Linked DNA regions of Homo sapiens: region 2 is linked to region 1. A link is a loop called in an ENCODE intact Hi-C map of the cell type or tissue named here. Cell type or tissue: pancreas. All regions are shown on one strand. Links, peaks and the distances in the headings refer to the core of each region. The heading gives the core; the rest is flanking DNA.

Region 1 (12,230 bases), core at 1,670-9,669:
GTTTCATGTTAATCCCGTATGTCTCACCAGCAGACACGCACGAACTCACACACACAACTTTAGCTACATTATCATCATCATTATTTTTTTTTCCAAAAATATTCTATCAGTAAGGTCATTTTTCTTTACACACACACACACACACACACACACACATACATGTCTGAGACAGGTTTGAATAGACCTTTGTGAGTGGCTAGACTACGAAGAAACAAAAATTGCCCATTATTTAAATTCGATTACATAGCAACCACATTTTTAAAAGAATATTTTTATTTGAGCTCATTGTGCAGCCAATCTTCAGACACTTTTCTTTCATTAAACTGCTTTGAGAAGGAAAAATTATCAAATGAAAGGGAGGAAATGTTATGCATATCATCCCAGCTCTTGAAAAGAATGCCACGGATTGTCCTCTTTGGCTCTTAATTTATTTAAACAACATCCCCATTTCCATCAACAACCACGCCTCGGCTTCCTGAGAGCTTTTCTCCAGGGGACACAAGGCTCCGAGGTCATGTTCCCCGTTCAAGACTCTCAGGGGAGACCCAGAGGCTCTGGAGTTAAAAGGAGAACAAGCAGCCCCACTCCCGTGATGCGGATGGGATATCAGAAATCCACAGGGATGGCAAAACCTCGTCTCTACTAAAAATACAAAAAAATTAGCTGGGTGTGGTGGTGCACGTTTATAGTCCCAGCTACTTGGGACAGGAGAATCGCTTGAACCTGGAAGGCAGAAGTTGCAGTGAGCCAAGATCTCAACCCTGCCCTCCAGCCTAGGTGACAGAGAGAGACTCCATCTCAAAACAGAAGTCCAGAGGGAACATGAGAGTTTGTTAGAACCAAACCAAGACTGGACTTAAAGATCAGGCTTTCCGGACTCGCAGTCCAGTGCTCCCTCCATCACTCCATTTGAGGAACAATGGAAGACAGAAATTCACAGGCTAGGATGGGGTTGTGGGGGCAGCTCCCCCAATTCTTTGCTAATTCTCTGCATTTCCAGGTGTCCCTGTCTTGCTGAGGGCCCACAGCCTCTGAGCTCGGCCACTACGTCCCCATCAGCTTCTAGGTGCAGAGTCCCCCAGGGAAATCTCCCACCTGTGGCCCAGTCCCAGCCCCTCAGCAGCACCAGGTGCCCCATGCCCCTGGCTGGCCCTGCCCTCTCACAGGACACACAGGTGGCAGCTGTTCCCCTTGGTTGTACAGCCTGCTTTCCCAGCAAGAAGGCTCTGGAAAGGAAAATAAAACAACAAAAAGCCCTTTGATCTGCCAACCGACACCCTTATCACACAATGGAGGAAGGTAGAGATGCCCTCTGTCCTGACCCACGGGTCTCCCGGTCACACATCCTCCCCAAAGGGTCCCAAGGGCTCTTTCCCAAACCCTACCTAGCCCAGGCCCCTGCACCCCACAAGATGAAAAGGAAAAGATGACATTTGCGGGGACAAAGCAGAGATAGGCAAGGGGCGGGCAGAGATCGGAGAGGGCCAGGCAACCATGACAAAGAGAATAAGCCACTGACCCGGTAGCCACCCTACCATAGGTGTCTCTGCAGATTGTCCATTTGGTGGGACATCAGGAAAGGGGCATGCATGAAACAAGCAGCTCATTCCACTAGTCGGGAATGACTGCATCACGGCTGGCCATGCAGTGGCACGCCAGGCACCCATCCCAAAAGGACATGCCTCTCCCATGTCCCATGGTCCACCCAGGAGAACCTCCATGGCTTCGGTGAATAGCTGTTCCCTCCGGTTCCTCCAACCTCAAGCACCAGCTTCAAACTCTTGGCCTGAAGGCAGGCTGGAAAAACCCATAGGAGCAGCCCAGGGCTGTCTCTGGGCCCAGAGACTGGTGTAAGATTGAGAGTGACCTTCCATTGAATATGCTTTTGTTTTATTTCCATATTCTCTTGCTATGTTACTCTTTATTTTTTCCTAAGTCTTTCACCAGGAAGACATGATTACTTTCTTTTCTTTTTGAGACGGAGTCTCGCCTGGCTCTGTGGCCCAGGCTGGAATGCATTGGCGTAATTTCAGCTCACTACAACCTCTGCCTCCCGGGTTCAAGTGATTCTCCTGCCTCAGCCTCCTGAGTAGCTGGGATTACAGGCACCCGCCACCACACTCGGCTAATTTTTTCTATTTTTAGTAGAGACAGGGTTTCACAGTGTTAACCAGCATGGTCTCGAGCTCCTAACCTCAAGTGATCTGCCCGCCTCAGCCTCCCAAAGTGCTGGGATTAACAGGCATGAGCCACCGCACCCAGCCAGACGTGATTATTTTCAAAGAGCAGTTAACTCCTGGAAAATCCAAAAAAAAGATACGGAGGGAGGGAAACCCTGGAATCAAGAAACTCCCCTCACTTCCTGGGATGTTTGACTACCTTCCCACCCTGTTGCAGCCTCCACCTCCCTCACAGCCTAGGTGCAGAAGTAAAGGTCCCCATCCCCTAGTAGTTTTGGCAGCTGCCACCAAACGAGGGATTCAAGGCTGGACGGGAGCAAAGGGCCAGGAGAGAAGTCACCAAGACCCCTGGATCCTGATTTCCTCCCAACCCTGCTGTTAAGAAACAAACCAGCTCCAAAAAGGGAAGACTGTGAGGATCTGCAGAGGAGAAGAGCCAGGAAACAGACCATCTGGCGGTGGAGTGCAGGCTCCAGGTTCGGACTACCTGGGTTTTACACTCCTATACTTGTTCAGCAGCTATGTGACCTTGGGCAAGTAACTTAACCTCTCTGTGCCCTGGTTTTCTCAACCATAAAATGGGGATAGAGTACTGAATTAGAAGATGTTACCGGCTAAATTGTGCTTCCTGCACACTCATATTTAAGCCCTAACCCCTAGCACTTTGGAATGTGAATGTTTTGGCAATTAAGTTATAATGAGGCCTTAAAGGGTCCTAATCCAATCTGACTGGTATTCTTAGAAGAGGAGCTCTGGACACATGGGAGACACCAGGGAAAGGCTGTGCGAGGACACGGTGAGAAAGTGGCCATCCGCAAGCCAAGGAGAGAGACGTCAGAAGAAACCAAACCTGCCAACACCATGGTCATGGACTTCCAGCCTCTAAAACTGGAGAAACAAATATTACATGAATTAATTTATGTAATCCTCACAACTCATAAGTTATGTGTTATATTTAGTCCCATTTTATGATGGGAAAATGAGGCACAGAGAGGTTGAGGAGCTTGTCCAAGGCTGCAGAGCAGGTACGTGATAAAGCTGGGGCTCCAGCCGGGGGGGCTCCAGCCAGGTGGGCTCCAGCGTTCCCACTGTAAAAAACTCTTCTATTGGTGGATGAGATCTGATTTGTGAGGGCCTGGCACCCTGCAAGTAATCAACACATATTAGCTGTGATCATCCACAAGCCAAAGAACACGGAGGATTACCAGTAACCACCAGAACAACCTAAAAAAGACTGGCTTGCAGAGGAGAAAATGGAGAGAAGGCAAGAGAATTTCTCAGGCACCTTCTGAGACCCTACCAGGTGCCTTGGATACAAGGAAGAACAGACAGGCACTGCCCCTGCCTTCCTGGGCTTACACCAAAGTGGAGGAAATAAATGTTAAAAAAAAAAATTACACAGAGAAGTCAACAGTCATCCAAGAGTGACAAAACACCACTAAGGAGAGGACTGTGGAGCCATCTGAGCCTACAGATGGGAAATTTGGCCCATTAGGAAGTCAAGGAGGACTTCCTGGAGGAGGTAATGCAGGGGCTGGGATCCAAAGGATGAGGAGGAGTCAGGTAACTAAAGAGGGAGGAAAAAGCAGTCCAGGGGAGGAAGATCACAAAGATTCATTCATGAAGGTAGGGGCGAGAGAAGAAAACAAGCGGCAGATGGGCTGCAGAAGAGGTAGTGAGGCTTGCGTGGGGAGGGGGCAGAGGTCACATGAAAGCCTTTTGAACACAACAGAGAATCCATCGAAGGGTTTTAAGCAAGGCGGCTAACATGACCACATTACACAACAGATGTTTTCCTAACTAAGTGTGTAAGCTGAACTTCTGTATTTCTTTTTAAGGCAGAAGGAAGCAGTGGGAACTTTAGAGTTAACTTGCCTATAAATTGAATGCAGACTTTCAAATCCAGCTGGCATTTTCATAGATCGGGCTCCCTAAAATGAGGTACGCCTATTGATTTATCACACTGGAGAAGGGTGGGCCTCTCTGGTGTGCTGGAGACGTCAGGGAGTGCCTCTGGTGGCTGCGTCATGGGAGAAACCCCACATTCTGAAAGTGATCTTCCCACTCAGCCACCACGACCTGCTTCCTGCGGTGACCACAATCTTCCCAGACCCCCTTCTCAGCTTCTCCTCATCCTCCAACCCAGCTTGTCCTTTGGGTCCATGAGGTGGCCTTTCTGTCCTGGATGCCCTGAGCATTTTCATGGCATTCTACGGCTCCCTTTGGGCTTTGGTGCTATGGCCTCCCCATGCCCCCACATAAGAGGGGCTTAGGGGCAGAGGCCTTGGTACATAGCAAGGAGGGATGGAATCCCAAAGAAGCTATAGCTAAGAATCTACCCATTCAATCATCCATTTCCTCATTCATTCAGCATGTGAGCATCTGTTCAACCCCAGGCACTGAGCTCCACGCTGCAGGCTCCATGGAAAACCAAACAGAAACATCTCCGCCCTCACTCTATGGAGGAAAACAGATGACAAATAAAATATTTAAAGTAATCCTAACATTCACTGAATACTTTTCATGTACCACATTCCATCCCAAGAGATACATTTATGCATTTTAATCAAACCCTGTGAGTTAAAATGGAGTCAGAGAGAATTTAAGTGATTTGTCAAAGATCAAACAAAGGTCATAGTGTGAAGCTGAACTGGCATTTGAACCCAGGCGCTGTGTTCAGAATGTGTCCTAACCCTCCACAGCAGGTTGCCTCCCCTGCTTCCTTGCACCCAGATGAGGCTGCATATCAGAGTCCTCCAGCCTCCACAGCTAAATCCCTAGACCCTTCAGGGCCCGGAGGGAAGGGCTCTGGAGCTGAGAGTCATCTACTGAGCCTCCCAGGGACCCCCCCTATTCAGATGCCCAGACACCCTCCTGGGGAGAGAAGCCCAAATTGCAAAAGTCACCATGACTTCTGATGCTAAAATGGAACCCAAGAAAAACATCAAGCAAGAAAAATCCATCTCAACTGATATTCTCAACTTGCGAGGAGACGGAGCTGGCAGGCAACTCCAGAAAGGCGAGTTGAAAGAATGCAAATGGTGCCTTTCATTCGGTCAACTCAAACAATTATTTCTAGAAAACATTGTAGCTCCAACTGGTTGTAATTTCTATATGCTGATGTTTCCTGGGAGACATCCCATCTAGGGAGCAAAGATGAATAACACGACTGGCAAACACTTAGCTGCGGACAGAGTGTGTTTTGACACAGACATTCACCTCCTTTGATGCTCAGGACTAGGCTATGAGGTAGGTATATAAACCTACTGTAATAGTAAGAGGAATGAAATGTATAGAGAGTAATTTACCAGTCACTTACTAGTTGTATAGGTGTATGAACTTGGGCAAATTACTTAACCTTTTTGCACTGACTTCTTTGACAGTAAATAGAGCAATGATACTACCACCTCTATGGGTTGATCTGTGTACCCCAAAACGATATGTTGACAGCCTAACCCCTAGCTGTCAGGAACTTCGCAGATATAATCAGGTTAAGAGGAGGTCATGGCTGGGCGCTGGTGGCTCACGCCTGTAATCCCAGCACTTTGGGAGGCCGAGGCGGGCAGATCATGAGGTCAGGAGATCGAGACCATCCTGGCTAACACAGTGAAACCCGTCTCTACTAAAAAATACAAAAAAATTAGCCAGGCGTGGTGGTGGGCACCTGTAGTCCCAACTACTCGGGAGGCTGAGGCAGGAGAATGGTATGAACCCAGGAGGCGGAGCTTGCAGTGAGCAGAGATCGCCACTGCGCTCCAGCCTGGGTGACAGAGCGAGACTCCGCCTAAAAAAAAAAAAAAAAGAGGAGGTCATTAGGGTGGACCCTAATCCAACATGACTGGTGTCCCTATAAGAAGAGGAGAGGCAGACACACAGGAAGAATGTCATGTGATGATGGAGGGAGGCATTTACCAGCCAAAGAACACAGAGGGTTGCCAGTAACCACCAGAAGCTAGGAAGAGGCAAAGAGGACCTTTCCCTAGAGCCCTCAGACAGAGCATGTTCCTGCCAACACCTTGTCTGCAGGCTTTTAGCTTCCAGAACTGTGAGAATAAGTTTCTGTTGTTTTAAGCCATCTAGTTTATGGTGCTGTCATGGCTGCCGCAGGAAAGCAATAAGCCGCCTCAAAGGGCTATGGAGCTGCCTCAGAGCTGCTGCCCTGCACCACAGAAGCCGAGGTCTGGATGCAGGAGTGAGTGAGGTGTCTGAGGGCCCCAAGGTGCCACAGTCACAGCCTTCCCTGGCCTCCGTGCCTGAGTCAGCATAAATCCAGCTGCAGGGGAAGGCTACACTCTTCAATGACCCCAGGAACAAGTGTTCACTATGCTCAGGAGAAGAATGCGCATCTCAGAACCCTGTCTTCAGAGACCATCCTCTTCCTAACCACAGGCCCCTCCACTCCCCGTGTCCAGCCTGCCCAGCTTTTCTCCACAGGGACCATGGAGGGCGGTGTTTCTGTTTTGACTGGAGAAATGCCTCATTCCCCAAGGGCTAAGACACCAACCAATGAGCAAGTTCCCTGGGCCTGCCCTGCTGGGGGAGCCCTAAATGTCAGGCAGCAGGTGGCCCAGTGCACTTGGCCCACTAGAGCACGCTGCAATCTGTCCCCCCAGAAGGAGAGGCAGCAACACAGGGTGGGGTGGGGGAGCCTCTCTCAGCAACACCCCCAGCCCTGAACCCACTGTGGGAGTTAGACATGAAAAGATGGGCCTAAATCCAAGACCCAGGGCTCCAAATTCTTGTCCCGTTTCAAATGGAAGCCATATTAGTTCAACACAAGAGTCCAGCCCAAGGTTGCTGGGAAGGGAAGTGGGTACCTCTCCTTCCAACGACCAGGAGTCCAAGCATGTGTGCCCACTTCTAGCATCTCCCCAGGCACTGTTCCCTTGCCAAGGGCAGCTCTTCCTCTTCCTCAAGGGGGAGAGAAGAGGTGCAAACACGACACCTACTATGTGCCAGGCACTTGACTCGCTTTTTAGCTTTCCTATATTCTTGCCATTTTGCAGAGGAGAAAACTGAGACAGGCTAAGAGAGATGAACAAGTGTTAAGTGGAGCAGTCAGGATTTTAACCTAGGTCTGGACATCTTACTATCCACAGAAAAGCAGACCTGGAAAGCCTCCTAGGGCCCCATCTTAGTCCGTGTGTGTTGCTACAAAGGAGTATACAAGGCTGGGTAATTTATAAAGGAAGAGGGTTTTTTTGGCTCATGGTTCTGCAGGTGCCAGCATGGTGCCAGTATGTGCTTCTGGAGAGGGCCTCAGGCTGCTTCCACTCAGGGCAGAAGGTGAAGGGGAGCTGGCATGTGCAGAGATCATGTGGTGAGAGGCAAAGCAAGAGAGAGGGGAGGGAGGAGCCAGGCTCTTTAACAATCAGCTCTCCTGGGAACTGACAGCATGAGAATTCACTTGAGGAAGGGCACCAGGCCACTCATGAGGGATCCGCCCCCATGACCCAAACACCACCCCCACAACCTCCAACAGTGGAGATCAAATTTCAACATGAGATTTGGAGGGTCAAACAAACCAAACTATAGCAGGACCCTCCGCTTCCCTGCCCACTCTCACAAGGACACAATGGGCCAGCATGGGGGTACACAGGTGGATGGGAGCTGCAGGTAGCAGCACCAGGTGCGCCTTGGAAGGGTACCCCGAAGCTTGGCTGCACGGCAATTCCCAAAGCGGCCCAAATGTGGGTCCCAAATTCTTATGGCTCTCCCTATGAATACCTAAGACTCTGGCTTGTCTCACCTCAAGGCCAGACCCTTCTCCGTTAGTTTCCAGATAGTTCCTGCAACCTCCCCTCCTCACCATCCATAAAATGAATACAGATACTCTACCCTATTGAGGAATGCAGGGAGGAGACAGGAGCAGAAGTGGGTTCTGAAAGATCCTGGGAGACATGCTGGAAAAAGTTCTCAGAGCAGTAAATTTCAGTAAGCCAAAGGAAGTCATGGGAGAACTGGGCTGAAGATCCAGGGCCTGGCTTATAGTGCCCTTGCCATGCGTGGACTCACCTCCCTCTGGTATGTTATAGGCACAATATGATCTGCCCAGAAATAATCTCAATAGACACAGTCTGTAATCTACAAAGAGCAATGTACATCGGGGATTATTAGGGAAAGGAAGCTTCTATGTGTTAACAACCAGCAACATACCAGCTCTATACTAGAAGCTTTAAATGCATCATCTCAATTGATCCTTAAAGCACTCTACTAGGGTAAATGTAAATGCAGAGACTTAGTGCTCATCAAATATCCATGTACTTCCTTACATTCTCAGCCTCCCTGGGGGCTGGTTTGGGGCCAGATGACAGTTCTGACCAAGGTGCTGGAGGTGAAGTGATGTGTGTCACCTCCTGGCCAAAGCAGTTGAGTATTAGTGTGGCTTTCCCTTCTCCCTCTTCCCCATCTGCAGTAACTTTGGATGCCACATGCTTTAGAAGGGGCAGTTACAAAGATGGTGGAGTCATCATCTTTGGAGCCTGGGTCCCTGAGTGACCGTGTGGAACAGAGACCCATATTAGACAAGTAATGTGATCAGGAGTTAATCATTTTGTTAAGCCACTGAGATTTTAGAGTCATCTGTGGTTGCTGTTATTCTGATTTTCACAGATAAGGAAGCCAAGGCCACACAGCCAGTAAATTGCAGAATCGGGATTCAAATTTCAGATCTGTGACTCCAATATGCATCCTCTTTCCATTACAACCTTTTGTTGCTTAATAAGATCATTCCCCGCTCTAACCCCTCCATAAGCAGCCATGTCCCAAAAAACTCTTACTCATCACTGTCCCCAAAATGCCTGAGTAATCCATGCAGGACAGAAACGGAATCTCATAAGGTGCCCTGAGCCTGCGAGATTATCAAAGGTGGGGAGGAGGGGGCTTGATTCAGTCTAAGAGATATCATTCCTGGGGCTTTTCGGCTCACAGGAGGTTTTGATACATGAGGAAATATAACACAGTGGTTTAGCACACAGGATAAGAGAATCAGATCAACCGAGGATCAAATCTCAATCCCACCACTTACTCTGAATTCTTCCTGAGCCTTCACTCTCTAATCTACAGAATGGGGGCAGTATCCAAACCATCCTTGTAGGCGGAGACAGGATGAAGTATTGTCAAGCACCTGGCGGGCGGCAGCATTCCCCAAGTGTCTGCCCCATGATAATCATCTCTGGGATATCTCAGAGCAGCAGCCTTGCTGGAACAAGATGAGGCAGAGGCCCAGCCTGGCCTGGCCCCTCCCAAGCCGCTGGAAGAGGCTGCCCCGGCCAGCATGGCCAATAAGGTCCAAAGCTTTAGACCACGGACCGGGCCCAGCCCACGTCCTTGGAGCAGACCATGGGCAGAACACAAAAAGGGATTCAGGGCCAGCCAGACATAAAGCAACACAACAGAAGAACCAGATTATTTATCTTAAAGTCGAAAGTGTCTTCTAGGAAGATGGCTTTTTATTTGGGTGACTCTGGGAGAGGCTGATCAGCTTAAACACATTATCTGCACATATGGTTTTCATACCATGGTGAAGGGTGGGAAACAAAGGGTGGAAGGGAAAGGACAGGCAAATGCTAGCTGATGAAATATCATCCCTCAACTGCCAGGAGCCAGGATATTGTCAGTGACGTCAAATTGGGCTTCTTGCCATGGGGACGGGGCTACCATGAGCCTAGTCACAACATTCAGGAGTCCCTCAATGAGGCAGAGAAAGGAAGAAAAGAACCAAAAAAGCAACTTATTCACCCTTACCTTCTACCCCAAAGACAGATTTTCTCTCTCTCTCTCTCTCTCTCACACACACACACACACACACACACACACACACACACAATCCAGGCCCCAGAAAACTAGAAAGGACCAAAGTTAATCCCTCCCATTTTACAATAATAGTAATAATGATAATCATGACAATGATGATGATAGTGAACACTTATTGAGCACTTACTATATGCCAGGCATTATGCTAAATGTTTTACTAGTTTTATCTCAAAGACTATCCACAACAATCTGATGGGGTATTACTAGTTCCATTTTACAAATCAGGAAATGGAGGCACCAGGGGTTGAATGGTCTAAGGTCACACAATTGATATGAAGTTATGATAAAGCTAACAGGCAAATCCAGGCAGTTTAACCACCACGCACTGCTGCCTCTAAAGAAATAGAGAAACCGAGGCTCAGAGAGAGGCTGTGACTCACACAAGGCCACATCGCTCCATCTGTAACAGTATCAGGGCTGGAACACCAGTCTCCTAATGCCTAGTTCAGCTACCTTTCTGCTCCATCCTGTTGCCTTTTGTACACACTTGCCCACCACCAGTGAACATGTTTTTGCTCATCTCCAAGTTGTTGAATTCACTAATTAAGCCAGCAGTCTTGGGTGCAGACCAGGGGCAAGAGCTGAATCTTAAGACAACAAGTACCCAGATGAAAGACCAGCCCTGCCAGCTGCAAACACAGGCTCACCATCTTACTCTCCCATTCTTTATAAAAAGTGTTTCAAAAGCCAAGTGCAGTGGCTCACGCCTGTAATCTCAGCACTTTGGGAGGCCGAGGCAGGTGAATCACGAGGTCAGGAGTTTGCGACCAGCCTGACCAACATGGTGAAACCCGTCTCTACTAAAAATTCAAAAAAAATTAGCCAGGTGTGGTGGCACACACCTGTAATCCCAGCTACTTGGGAGGCTGAGGCAGGAGAATCGCTTGAACTCGGGAGGCAGAGGTTGCAGTGAGCCAAGATCGCACCACTGCACTCCAGCCTGGGCGACAGAGCAAGACTGTCTCTCAAAAAAAAAAAAAAAAAGTGTTTCATGATCCACCCCCACTCCCTCAGATGGAGCACTAATGCAGGTCCAAGGTGCCAGCCCGGGTGGCAGGAGGAGCCCAAGCTGGTACATTTGCTCAATGGCATCAGGTGGTAGAAACGCCTGATCAATGGGCGTCATCTGCTCAGTGGGACCAGAGTGCTGGTTTCCAAGGCCCCCTCCCTGTGCTGCACCCCAGCTGAGCATGAACAAATGTTCCTGATTTTCCCTCTCAATGGCTGATGAAATAGACCAGAAAAGCAGCCCTCTGGAAAGGGAGAGGTCCCTAAAACCTGCACCCCAGGAACTGAAAGGGCTCTTCCCAAGAAGAGTGGGGAGCGAGCCTGCAGACTAACATGGGGCTCCCAGCAGGGACTGGTTACAGACATTCCCCTCTCTACCCAAAACTGCTGGGCACTTTGTCCTTCAGCTCTGATGGCAGGAGCTGGTTTCTGAAGCTGCTGCATTCACTCAACGCAGGATTTTGCTGTGTACAGGCGGGCAGAGAGAGGCAAGCCAGCCCGGAGAGGCACCTTCCACTGAATGGAAGGCAGAAGGAATGGAGCAGGGCTGCCCAGCCCCCTAAAAGGTTAGACTCTCCTGCTCTAAGTTGCAAGATAGCTCAGAATCTCCTCAGCCAACATATTCATTTTACAGACGGAGGAAGCAGGCTCAAGAGGGGAAATAACCTGCCCAAGGCCACACGGATGACTCAGAAGAGCTAGATTTCAAATCTGCTATTTTCCCTCTTCCTGGCACCCCCTCCCACACATCCTTGAATTAATCCTGTGTCCCTACCCAGCACCCTGCCCTCCAACACACCCCTCAGACCATTAAAATCTCATTTTTTAAAGGGCAGAGGGTTCCTTCCTGGACTCAGCCCAAGGTGTCCTAAACCCAACCCCAAGGTATCCTAAACCCAACTAACTTCGGCTTCTAGAAAGTGTCCTGGAGCTTTCAATGATGTGCTACCATTTCAGACTGGGGTTGGGTAAAAGCACCACATATACTGGCTGTTTGAATGGGTTTGGGGACAAGGGAGACAAGGAAACAGAGTGCCCAAGACTTGAAATGTTGCTAAATCAGAGATCTTGGAGTTTGCCTGGGAGAAGACTGAGCCCACACAAGATACTTTAAGCCCAAACACAGACTTTAGTAGCCCTTGGGGACCTTCAACTCCCTCTCCAATTCAGGAAAAGTGGGGTGGGGGTAGGGAGAAGAGGGGAGGGACAGAACACGGGAAACGCTGG
Region 2 (12,230 bases), core at 2,831-10,830, 150 kb before region 1:
CTCTTGATTCATTCACTCCTGCCTACGTTCGTGCTTTTGTTCATTTCCCATTTAGTGAGCATCCTTGGCCTTTGCAGGAGCCTCACTGGCCAGAAAGAATGGAAGGAGTGACCCCTAGACCTGAGGTCTGGGGGATCAGCCAGCAGCAGCCTCTGAAGTTCCTCTGGTGATGGATAGCCCTGCTCTGGCTGCTCCAAAGCGTCCCTGTGTCCTAGTCCCTCAGGAACCCCCTATACACACACATGGGCTGACGGCCACAGCAGTCCCACCAATCCTCACCGTGTCCGCTGCCCAGCCTTGCACAAGCCAGAGCTTCTGGCAACACCTGCTCTGGCTCACCTGGACTGAGTCTTGTTTCTTATCCTCCAGGTTGCCTCCCTGAAGGTTTTTGGAAATTTCATGCTAACCAGAGCCTGGGTTTCCACAGCTCTTTCTGTACACCTGGCCTTGAACTAAAGGCATACAGGTCCTTACAAGAATCTAGAGGGTGTGTCCACTCTCCGCTGACCTGTAATTGAACTGGGCTTAGAGATGGTGTGCAACCTACCTCACATCATTCAGTCAGGCTGCAAAAGCCATCTGGCCTGACTCCAAAGCCCAGCACCTAGCCCCTTAGCAAGGATCTCTCCCATCCACCCCCACCCTTCGGCAGTCTCGTGAGGCCTCTGGACCCCACCTAAATATAATACATAAGATTAAAAAGGAAACCATTTATATTGAAATAGAGCTATCAGAAACTTTATCTTGGGGGACAGGGTCTCGCCCTGTTGCCCAGGTTGGAATGCAGTGGCATGATCATGGCTCACTGCAGCCTCCAACTTCTGGACTCAAGGAATCCTCCCACCCCAGCCTCTCAAGTAGCTGGAACTCCAGATGCATGCCACTATGCGCAGCTAATTTTTTCCCTTTTTGTAGAGACAGGGTCTCCCTATGACACCCAGACTGGTCTCGAACTCTGGGGCTCAAGCAATCTCCTGCCTTGGTCTCCCAAAGTGCTGGGATTACAGACGTGAGCCACTGTGCACAACCAAAATACTTTTTTAAAAGCAAATTTGGAGTAGAATAATACAAGTGCTTTTTTTAAATAAACATGCAAAACTCAAGATCTAGTGATGGATCTAATAACTATCATCATTTTAAGAAATTCCCAGCAAATTTTTTTTTTTTTTTTTTTTTGAGTTGGAGTCTTGCTCTGTTGCCAAGGCTGGAGTGCAGTGGCGTGATCTCGGCTCACTCCTGGGTTCCGCCCAGGCTGGCAAGCTCCGCCTCCTGGGTTCACGCCATTCTCCTGCCTCAGCCTCCCGAGTAGCTGGGACTACAGGCGCCCGCCACCACGCCCAGCTAATTTTTTGTATTTTTAGCAGAGACAGGGTTTCACTGTGTTAGCCAGGATGGTCTCGATCTCCTGACCTCGTGATCCGCCTGCCTTGGCCTACCAAAGTGCTGGGATTACAGGCGTGAGCCATTGCTCCCGGCCAAGAAATTCCCAGCAATTTTTAGGTAATTTGAAAATATGTACTTAGATCTGTTGATGACAAAGTCACAAGTACTGCTAACAGTACTGTGGTTTGTTGCTTGTGTTCATAATGGAAGAAAATACCCATTTTCAGTGAAACGTTAAAGTGAAGTTATAATATGTTTCTCAAAGTTCACCAATCCCTTGAGTTCTATGGAATACATGGACCCCAGAATGAGAACTTCGTTTGGCCTTGAAGGTAATGGCTCACCTCATCTGTCTTAGCAGTCCAATCTGCCACTCAACAATTCCCGTCCTTCCCCCAGATCATCCTTCTCCTTAGCCCCAGCTCTCAGCAGAGGGACAAAAAGTTTGCAGCAGGAGCAAATGGGACCATGTGCACAGGAAAGAGGCTGGGGATCAAAACCCTAAACTCCATGGAACGAGCCTGTGGGGCAGGACCGTGGCCATCTTCCTGCCTAGGGCAGCCCCAGCCATTCTGGGTCACAGGGAGAACAGGGAGCCAGTCAGCATCGGAAAAGCCCCTGGGAGCTTGCTAACCCTCAGACCTCTGGGACCTAGCCCTAAGATTTGGATTCTGCAGGCTCAATGAAGGGCCCAAGAGTCTCTGTTTTTCTCATATCCCTGGGAGGTCTACAAAGTTAGCTTCAGAGACCACAAGATGAGAAGGCCCCTGAGGTTTATCTGGGGTCCAGGGCTCCAAGCAAGCTGAAAATTATGGCCCCCAAATCTGGGGGACATCCAAGTCATCAGCTAATGGCCCAACTGCCAGTCAAACCCACATGGAACCCTTCCAGGTCATTTCCAGCAGCCAGAGCCCAGGTTCTCTGACATCACCCCATGTGGGCTTTGGCTCTTGGCCTCTGCCCCCTCCTCTTCTAGGCAGCCCAAACTGGATGGTTGATGCCACCGGCCTCCTGCTGGGGCCAGCCAGCCTGTGTCTGGAATGGAGACTTTATTCTCTGGAAACCCTCCTGCCTCCAGAGAGAGCCTGGGGCTGGGGTGTGAGGTGGCCATGGCCTTTTCTGCTTACCCAGAGGTTTGTGGTGGGGAATGGAATGTAGGGAAAGAGATGCTGTGAGCCCTGCTGGAGCCTATGGCTGGGGTGTGTCAGGGACTCTGAGATGTCCACCTCAGCCCTGAAATCATCTTCAAGGAGAGGGGTTTACATGGGGACCAGGAGGACCTTGCAGGACTGGCCTTATCCTCTTGGGCCCACTTCCTAAGGGGGTGCCCCCAGGACCAAGGGTGGGAGAAACAGGCCATCTGTATTAATCCGTTCTCACACTGCTATAAAGAAATACATGAAACTGGGTAACTAAAAGACTCACAGTTAGGCATGGCTAGGGAGGCCTCAGGCAACTTACAATCATGGCGGAAGGCACCTCTTCACTGGGTGGCAGGAGAGAGAGGCGAGTGTGAGCACAGGAAAAACTACCATTTATAAAACCATTAGATCCCGTGAGAATTCACTCACTATCATGAGAACAACATGGCGGAAACTGCTCCCATAATCCAATTACTTTCCTCCCTCGACACATGGGGATTACAATTCAAGATGAGATTTGGGTGGGGACACAGCCAAACTATATCACCATCCTCGTGGTTTTCTGGTGCATCCATCCCACCTGGGTCTCAGAGCTGCCTTGGAATTCAAATCCTGGACAGGGAGCTGAGCCAGAAAGTAACTTAGAGGTTACCCCAATTCTACAGCTCAGGAGACTGTCCAGAGGGGAGGGGACTGGCCAAGAGGCTCATAGCAAAATCAGAGCTGAATGGTGTAGCCAAGGCTTCCAACCTAGGTACTCCTGGCCACACACCAGGCAACCTCCAAATGCAGCCCAAGCCAAGCCCAGCCCCAGGGAAAGGTGACTCTGGACTCGCTGCTGTTGAACCTTCTCTACCAGATTATAAACCCTTTGGTGATCGGGACTGTTTCTCCCACTTCCTCTGAGTCCCTTCAGAGAATACAGGGGGTACTAGATGGTGCCCCCCAATAAGGATTCAGTCATTATAATAATGTTGTCAGTGTCATAACTGCTCCTGCTTCACGTGTGCCAGGAACCATACTAAGCACTTTCCAACATCACCTGAAAAGTGGGTGAATTATTCCTGAGTTACCCAGGGGTAAACTGAGGCTCAGAGAAGGTGAGTAAGCTTCCCACGTGGCCCAGTCGGTGAGAGAAGAACAGGGTCTCAGATGCCAGAAGGCACATGGCTGCTAAAGTCCCGGGCACCTGCCGGCTGATGGGCACTCACAAGGCAGAAGCAAGTGGTGAAGAGGAGGAGTTGGCAGCCCCGAGTCCTGGGTTAGAGTCAAGACCCTGAAAACTCGGGCAAAGCCTGCCCTCTCTCTGACTCAGTTTCTGCCGCTTCTCACAGCCAAGCCTCAGAGTGGGGCAGGAGCTGCCTCACCTCCTCCCTTCCCACATTGCATCCCCACCAGGGCCTGGAGCTCTGAAAAAGACCCTTTGAAAGACAATAATCCATCCCAAAATATGCAGGGCTGTTGCTGGGACAACCTGGCCCACCACACTGCCCAGATTTAAATATTTAATGGCTTCACGGGTATTAAGGGGGCCTGGGAACTAGGAGGGAAAGGGCACAGTTCTGAGCCAGGGGAGCGCTGGGTACTCCTGCCAGCACAGCCTCATTCCCAGCCCTACCCCAGCAGAAAAGGGTGCAGGGAGCTTCCGGCTTTCCTTGGTGCATTTAGTGTCAGACAGGATAAAGCAGGTGGTATTTGGAACCCAGGGAGAGGGTGAGACACAGAATTCCACACTGGGGCTATGCAAGGGTCAGGAGAGGGGAAAGGCGGGCCCCAGGGAGAGTTTCCCTTTTGCAGGTGAACACAGGAAACTTACTTTTACCTCCTAAATGCCTACTGTGCAGTGGACACTGTGCTAAGTTCTTACATTATCTCCTTTGAACCCCACTATAGTCTATGAGTCAGGCATATTATTATTCCCAGTTGACAGCTGAGAACACTGGGGTCAGAGAGATGAAGTGACTCCCCCAAGGCTATACCACTGCTGAGGAGCTCCAAAGCCAGTGCTCTTTGAGTACAGTCAGCATGTATGAAGCACTTTCTACAGGCCAGGCACTGGGTTAAGGACGTTGCATGTTCTAATTCACTTGGCCCTTGCAATGTCCCTATCAAGTAGGCATTGCCACCCCCATCTTACAGATGTGGAAATTGAGGCCCTGAGAGGGGAAGTAGGAGCCAAGATCAGAGGTTGGGGCATGGGGCAGGGGCCCTGGATTCAGGCCTCAGCAGTCGATTCCAGAGCTGAGGCTCTTCATCTAGCTCTTATTAGCCGAAATTTAGAAAGTCAGATAATAAAAAATAAAAATCAAATCTAAAATCCTTTTTCACTCTGGTACTTTGTCCAAGTCCTCCCCAGTTGGTTAGGACAGCAAGAGTAAATTCTTCCAACAACTCCATAATGAAGATGAGTCAGCTGGAGTTCTGGCTCCAGCCTCTTGCTCTACACACAGAGACACGTGCAAACAAACCCACACAGACAATATATACCCAGGCACACAGACAAGCTGTGGATGCAGATCACACACACACACTTATGTGCACATATTGATATGGCCACTGATCACTTTCCTGCGTGAATGAACTAACTATAGTGTCATGAAAAAGACATTCAAAGTCATTTGGCCAATGCCTCTGTGAATATCAAGACTGTTTCTCAACAGCCAAACTGACCTTATTCTTACAGATCTTTAGGAAGGAAGGCAACCCCCACAACCTTATTCCCACGTCTCCTCCTTAAGTGGGGAAGTCCTTCCTGGCATCTAACCCAGATTCCTTCCTCCTTTACATGAATCACAAAACATCTCTTTGCATTGATTCTCTGCTTCACAGCCCCGAAAGCCCTCCGTGTTTATGTTCTTGCTTGATCCCCACAACCGTCCAGCAAAGCCAGCACAGCAGAGATGATTCTATTTCCCCAGGAGTGGTGCCCAGAGAAGTTAAGCAGTTTGCCTGAGATGACACAGCCGTGTTGGAGCCGTGCTTGCTTGGGATGAACTAAGTGGCGCGCATTTGATTTTACTGCTGATTTCACAGCTCCTTCAGCTACCCCAAGCTGCCATCAATGTCCCATCAATTTCACTTTGTCTGCTCCTCTCTGCAATGAGCTTTCTCAGCTCTCAGCCTGTGTTCAGTAAAGAGACGTTGCTGGTCTTGTGTCACGTCTCCTCCTGCCTGAATAATGCTCGTGTGCAGCATGAAGGAGAGGTCTCTCAGAACTCAAGGGCCTGAAGCTCCCAGAAGCTTCCAGATCCAGAGGCAACAGGTGTCTTCCGGTCCCAGGGAGGGCAAGTTTCCTGAACCTCGAAGGCAGGCAGACAGTGGAGGCCTCCCTTCCTTCTCACAGCATCCTCCAGCTCCAAGGCAGGCTTCCCCCAACCCCCAGGGCCCAGGAACTGTCATCAGAGCAGAAATCAAGCCCAGTCCCAGGCCTCACCCCACAGGGCATCTGCCCCATTGATATTTGCTTGGTAATAAATACTGGAGACAGAGGGTCTTCTCAGGGCAACTGCAATTGATTCTAGTCACCTGGCCCGAATTAGGGGCGGCCACAACCCCTTCCCATAAGAGGAATGACTACAGGTACTCAGAGCTCAAATTATGGAGGGTGAACAACCGGAAGACAGAGAGACCGTGACAGAAGCACCCTGCGTGGCTGAGAAAAGCCTGCGAGGAAATGAATCAAAGAGAGAACCTGGGGCTTGGGCCTCAGTAGATGGACAGGAGGGAGTCAGAGAGTCCTGTTTTCTTTCCTCCCCATAAAAAACATCCCAGCTGCTCCTTGGAGTCATAAAGAAAGATGTGCTTCAGGGGTTGGGGGAGGGAGAGGGCTGGGCTTGGAAAGAGACAGGCAGGGGGCTGAAACAAAGGGAAGCTGAGAAATGCCTCATCCTTCCACAGAGGACCGGTCACCAGCTCCACCAACCCGTCAGGCTCTCCAGGCCCGGAAGGACGCTGGCAATCCCACCAGGAAGCCCAGGGATAAGCAAGGAGTCACCCTTTCAGAGCACCAGGACAATATTTCTACTTTTCTTTGGGGGAAAAAAAAATAATAGTAACAATCATCATTATCTTCTCCAGGTCTTAGTTCCTCCATCTGTGGAATGGGGACAGAAATCCCCACCTGGCTCACCTCATGGGAGCTGGGCAGGATGGAAGGTAATAAATACCGGAGAAGGGCTTAGGGAAGGGACATCGATGTGATGGGGACAAGAGAGGATGTGCCAAACACTGGTCTAGAGCGGTGTTGGTAACTTTTTCCATAAGGGGCCATATAATACCTATTTTAGGATTTGGCGCCATATTGTATCCATCACAGCTACCCAGATCTCCTTTGGGTTGAGAAAACAGCCATAGAGAGCACGTGGACAACTGGGCATGACTCTGGGACAACCCCACTTTAGTTACAAATTAACACTGGGCAGGATCTGGCCCACAGGTTATAGTTTGTGGAACCCTGACTTTAAGAACTATTGAGGGAGTGACTTTGGGCTAATGCAGAGGACTCTCAGTGAATGTTTTTCCCTCTGTTGTGTGGGGACAGAGAATGGAGAGAGAACAGAACTGCCTATCCAGAAAGCTGGGTTCAAGCCCCATGTGGCTGTGCAGCTTCTGGCAAGTCTCTGCACCTCTCTGAGCCTCAGCAGCCTCATCTGGAGCATAGGAATAAAGATGGCACCCACCTCCCAGTGTCATCATGAGGGTCAAATGAGGCCCTCATGGGTCACAGGCAATGCCCTTAGCAATGAGAAACACTGGGCAAGTGGTGGCTGACTTAAACCTCTGCAGGGAGAGCTCTGGCCGTGACTCCTGGGAGCCGGTGAGGTTTAGCCAAAGCCCCGAGTGGGGAATGTGAGGGGCTGAACCGCACAGGGGGGATCTTTCCAACAGAAGAGGCTAAAGGAACTGGAGGAAGTCGAGCTGATCGCCCATCGAGGCCAGGGGCCTGACGCTGCTGCCCTGTTTGAAAACAGCAAGCCCCTCTACCCCCACCCCTGTACCACATGGGAACAGAGCTTTGCTGCATAAGGGTTGCCAGAGGACCAGGCAATGAAGGCACATGGAACGGTTGTGCTGAGATCTGTTTGGGCAGCTTCGGTCCGCCTGCCTGCTGTGGACCTTGGCCCCGTCTCTGGGGCCATAATGGATGACAAATGACCCATCCAGAGCATATGATAAGCCAAAGGTGTGCACTTTGATTAGCCTGCTGTGCCTGGGAAGGTCTCTTCCCTGCTCTGCTGAGGCCCAATAGCAATTAGAAGGGGCAGGGAGGCTGGAGGCAGTGTGGGCAGACCTGGGGCAGAGAGGAGGCTGGGCCCCTGGCACAGATGAGCCAGTCGTCTCCTGTGCATCCCTGGGGAAGAGACGGTATGGCAGTAATGGTGATGATGGCAATAAGAGTTAATACAGAGTGCTTGCTAAGTGCCAGAAACGGTTGTAAATACCTTGCATCTGTTAACTCATTTAATTTTCACAACAACCTACAAAGTAGGTACAATTATTATGCCTATTTTACAAATGAGGAACCAAGGCACAGAGATGTGAAGTCACTGGTCCTGAGTCACACAGTGATTAAGCTGGCATCCGAACCTAGGCAGTCTCTCCAGCATCCGGGCTCAGAGGTGTCCAAGTCCCAAAGCTGGTAGGGCAAAGCGTGGAGCAGAATCAGAAACCCCAGTAGAAAGAGCGTTGTAGTGGGAGTCAGAGGACCCAGGGTCTGGCCCTTGCTCTGCCACTAACCAGACTCTGATGTTGAGCAAGTTACTTGCCTGCCTTGGGCTTCTCTGGGAACACATCATGCAGAGTGGCTGAGGGACCCAGAGTGGCCTGGGTGGAGTTGTCTCTGCCACTTACTACCTGTGTGGCCTTGGCCTTTCTGAGCCTCAGCACACCCTGTAACCTCACAGGTCATTGTGAATGTTGAGTGAGACCACACCGCATGAAACACGGAAAAGAAGCACGCGCTGTTATGACTCATTTGGAAGCCACACCTTTTGCTATCTACCGAGGGCCACTGTGCCATGGTTTCACGGTTCCCAGTGCCAATGTTGCAGAAACATCTAGGTGCCACTAGCTCCATTTCTGGGAGGAAAGGATTCAGGTATTGTCCTTTTGGAAATGGAAATGGTGGTCTGAATATTTGATGAGCCAGCCTCGTCATTTAAAAATGTACATATAGCCCAATCCGTGGCTTGCAGAGCTAAGAAACGTCACTAAAATGGAAGGATCCAGGTTTTAATGAAACAGAACTCTTGGGAGCAGAGGGAAGGTGGGTCTCATCCTGTAAAAGCACTAGATTTCAGGGGCTGTTGTTCCTGCCTCATGGTGCCCAGTGCCTGAGCTTGGCAGGGGAGGTCGCAGGTACAGTCGGGCACACTCATGCTGCCCTGCTAAACACAGACAGCAATGGTGCCTCCACCCAGGAAAGTGCCCTCTGTGTGTCTGAAGTAGGGGTGCTGAAAGCAGGACTCCGACGGGGCTTCAAGCCAGGCTCAAATCAGGCAAACTGGTACCTTTTCTGCAGTTCTTGAGGATGTAAGAACAAAAGGCAGCGCCCTTGGGTCTGGGGGTCTGGGGGTCTGGGTTTAAGTTCAGGCTTCACGGCCAGCCAGCTAGCTTGGTGTCTCGGCCACACCCCACTCTCTGGCCTTGAGTCCCATGTGCCAGGCTGTCCCTCCGTCTCTCTCCATCTCAGAGTCTTGTCTCTCTGTCTCTGCTCTCTCTTCCCTCTTGGAACACACACATACATGCACGCACATGCTCTCTCTCTGTGTGTGTGTGTGTGTGTGTGTGTGTGTGTGTGTGTGTGTCTCTCTCTCTGACCATTTCCTGGTGAGGTGGAACGCTACCTGCTAACATCAGCGGCAACACATCCTCTTAAAGCACACCGCACCCGGGAGCCTGGGCATAAATCCCCTAGCCCTGCCCTGGGACTATGACCCCCAGAGGGAGGTGGCTGCCTTTAATTTAGAGGCTCTGCATGTGTGAACCACTGTACAAAGCCCTGCTTGCCCGAGGTAGCCTCAGGACTGTGGAGACCCGCTGGGAGCAGGGGCCTCAGGGAGCCTCCTCAATGGGAAAAGGAAGAACGGGTAGGTGTTTCATTTCCCCCCAGCTGCCCCTTAATTAAGGAAGAGGAAGTTCCAAGGGGCAGGGACAGGGTTTCCCAGGGACCACATGGATGCTGCGCTTCTAGGGGAATGGGAGGCGGCTTTAGGATGAGGCTGTCCAGGGTCTGATCTGACCCTATCCCTGGGTGCTGTGTGACCTTGGGCAAGTCACTTCACATCTGAGCCCTGGTTTGGTGACTCCAGGACCACCAGGGACCCTAACCACTTGGACAGAGCTGGGTCAGAGAGAGCCTAAGAAGATGGGCCACACTGTGGGAGTTGGGAAGATGATTCTGAATTTAGCCGGAAGTCATTCTTTCACCAGTGACCCCTTCCAAGGTATAATTCCAACAGCAAATGTTATTAGAGAAGAGATTCTATGGGAAACAGGTCCTTTATAGAAGGCATCATATCAGGTTTGCCAAGGTAAATGTTCTGAGAAGAGACAAACCTAAAGTAGAACCTGGATCCTATTTCCTGGGTGCCTGCAACTGGAGACAATGAGGACAGGGTCAAGAACGGTTGGCCCTGGTCTGAATTCACCAACCACCTCCTACCTGTGTGCCCTTGGGCAGGCAGTGCCTCCCCTGCCAGTTGGAAAGGATAAAGCAGGTGGAGCGTGTCTGAACAGTGCCTGGCATACAGCGGGCACTTGCATTGCTGGGCTACAGGTGGCGGAGATGTATTTTCCCATACAGTTCATTGCAGCCTTCCAACAACCTTTTGAGGGACTGATATCCTCAGTTCACAAATAGAAAACTAGGATGAAGACCCTTTTTAGGTCATGTTTCCCTCGGAAATAGGGATGTTGGAGTTCTTTGCTCAACTTCTTGAGTGATGCTCAAAGAAATCCTTCCTTCCCATGACCTGTTCTCGTCATGATATTACAGCTGCCCAGCTGCTCCTGGAGGGAACTGGTGTTCAGGGGCGGCGGCTGAGGTTCGAGGGGTCTGGGGTCTGGGAAGGAGCTCCTCCATCAGCTGTGGAACTGGCTCACCAGGACAGGACTGGCTGGGGACCTAGTTCCAGGAAAACAACCAATAACAAGAGGAGTTTGCACTTCTACAGATCTGCGAGTGCCAGACATGGTTATCCATTCCTGTAGCCCTGGGTGGTCATGCTATTATTGCCCCCATTTCTCAGCAGTGAAGACTGAGGCTCAGAGAGGTTAAGTTACTTGTTCAAGGTCACACACTAGAAAGTGGCAGAGCTGAGATTTGAACACAGGCAGTCAGGCTGCAGAGTCTGGGCTTATAACAACTGCCCAACATTACTGTTCTCCCAGGCAGGACAGCAGGAGTCCCACGCCTGCTACAGGAGGACGGACAGCCAGTCCCTCCAGCCTGCAGGCCAGGCCCTTTGCCCAGCAGCCCTCTGGAGCCACAAGGTGTCATGTTGCCCACCCCTGCAGTCTGCTGTCCTGCCCAGCATTGAGCGGTGCTGCCCTGGCAGGTGGGCTCTCACGGAGGAATCAGTCACTTTCCCATCATACACAATGTCAGGGCTGGAGGCGGCTCAGAGGTCCTTGAGTCCAACCACTTCATTATACAGAGGTCCTTGAGTCCAACCACTTCATGCACAGATGATCGCTCTGAGGACCTGGCCCTGGCCACATAACATGTTCTGAAGGTCTTTGGCAATATTACACGGTGGCTTGGTCTTAAGATTCATCTCTCAGTGGCCTACTTCTCAGCTGAGCTGTGATCAGGTGGTGTGGTTCAGAGGGGACTATCAGACCAGGCCTCCGTACCCAAGGGCTCACACTGGGTGAATATGCCCCATGTGCCAGGAGACCTTCTGTGTGCTTCACCCGCACTCTCATTTACTGCTAATAACATCACTATCATCCTCATTTTACAGATGAGGAGAGGGAGTCCCAGGGAGGTGACACCCCTTCACCAGGGTTATGCAGCTTGGGAGAGGCTAACAGAGCACGAGGGTCTCTCTATCCACAAGCACAGAACTGGCACAGCTTCCAGCCCTGCGTATGGGACCTGGCACCAAGGCTGCCTGGCTGTCCCAGTCTCCAGCATTCCTGCCGTACATCTTGGAGTTCATTGGCGGGGCTACAGCTTGGAAAACCTCACTCAGCGGCCATCCTGGCGCTCTTCTGGCACAGGCACTGTCATGGGTGCCTTTTGGGTTGGTCTTTGACTGTGCAGTTTGTCCAAGATGTGGTAATGGAGGCCCAGGATGGATGACAGGCCAGGATTCCAGAAAGGCAGGCTACTCCTTCCTCCACCGTCCAGCCTCCCCCCAGCGTCGCCTCCTTGGTGCGGTGAGGCTCAGCTGTCTGGGCTGAAACAGCTACTGTCCAGTTGGAGGAGAGAGAGCTGGGAGAGGAGCCATCTCTTGCCTACAGTGGAGGTCCCTGCATGGCAGCTGGCACTCATCCCTTGACCAAAGACAACTTGCCTTGAGTTTCCAGAGGACAACGGGACACGCTTCTTCGTCCGCTTTGCCATCTGGCCTCCAGACACTTATCCTGGGAGGCCACAGACATCCAGCTCTGGCTGAAGGAGTCCTCTACCCCCATGCTGTCATTTACTTACCCCTGCCACAAACTCACAACAGCTTACAAGGCCCTCAGTGACCTGGC

What was found. Peaks named below come from ENCODE experiments on the same cell type or tissue, not always from the same donor. Only the 100,000 strongest peaks of a DNase experiment are listed, where the experiment ranks them.
Region 2: a loop joins it to region 1, with 2.2 times the contacts of the local background. A loop is called at or near these places in 89 of 110 quality-filtered maps.

What each region holds. Positions count from the first base shown.
Region 1 is chr11:44,729,374-44,741,603 of GRCh38, reverse strand. All of the region lies in intron 1 of TSPAN18 (tetraspanin 18), which reads right to left. It overlaps TSPAN18-AS1 (TSPAN18 antisense RNA 1), which reads left to right and starts at 4,912. Exons shown (of 3, transcript NR_189298.1): 1 at 4,912-5,199; 2 at 5,315-5,429. RefSeq lists an enhancer at 12,137-12,230. In pancreas, for the core only: no CTCF peak of the experiment used is centred there; no DNase peak of the experiment used is centred there.
Region 2 is chr11:44,879,689-44,891,918 of GRCh38, reverse strand. All of the region lies in intron 3 of TSPAN18 (tetraspanin 18), which reads right to left. Among named protein-coding and RNA genes, the nearest start is that of TP53I11, 65 kb to the left of the region's middle. RefSeq lists enhancers at 5,353-5,853, 5,854-6,354. In pancreas, for the core only: no CTCF peak of the experiment used is centred there; no DNase peak of the experiment used is centred there.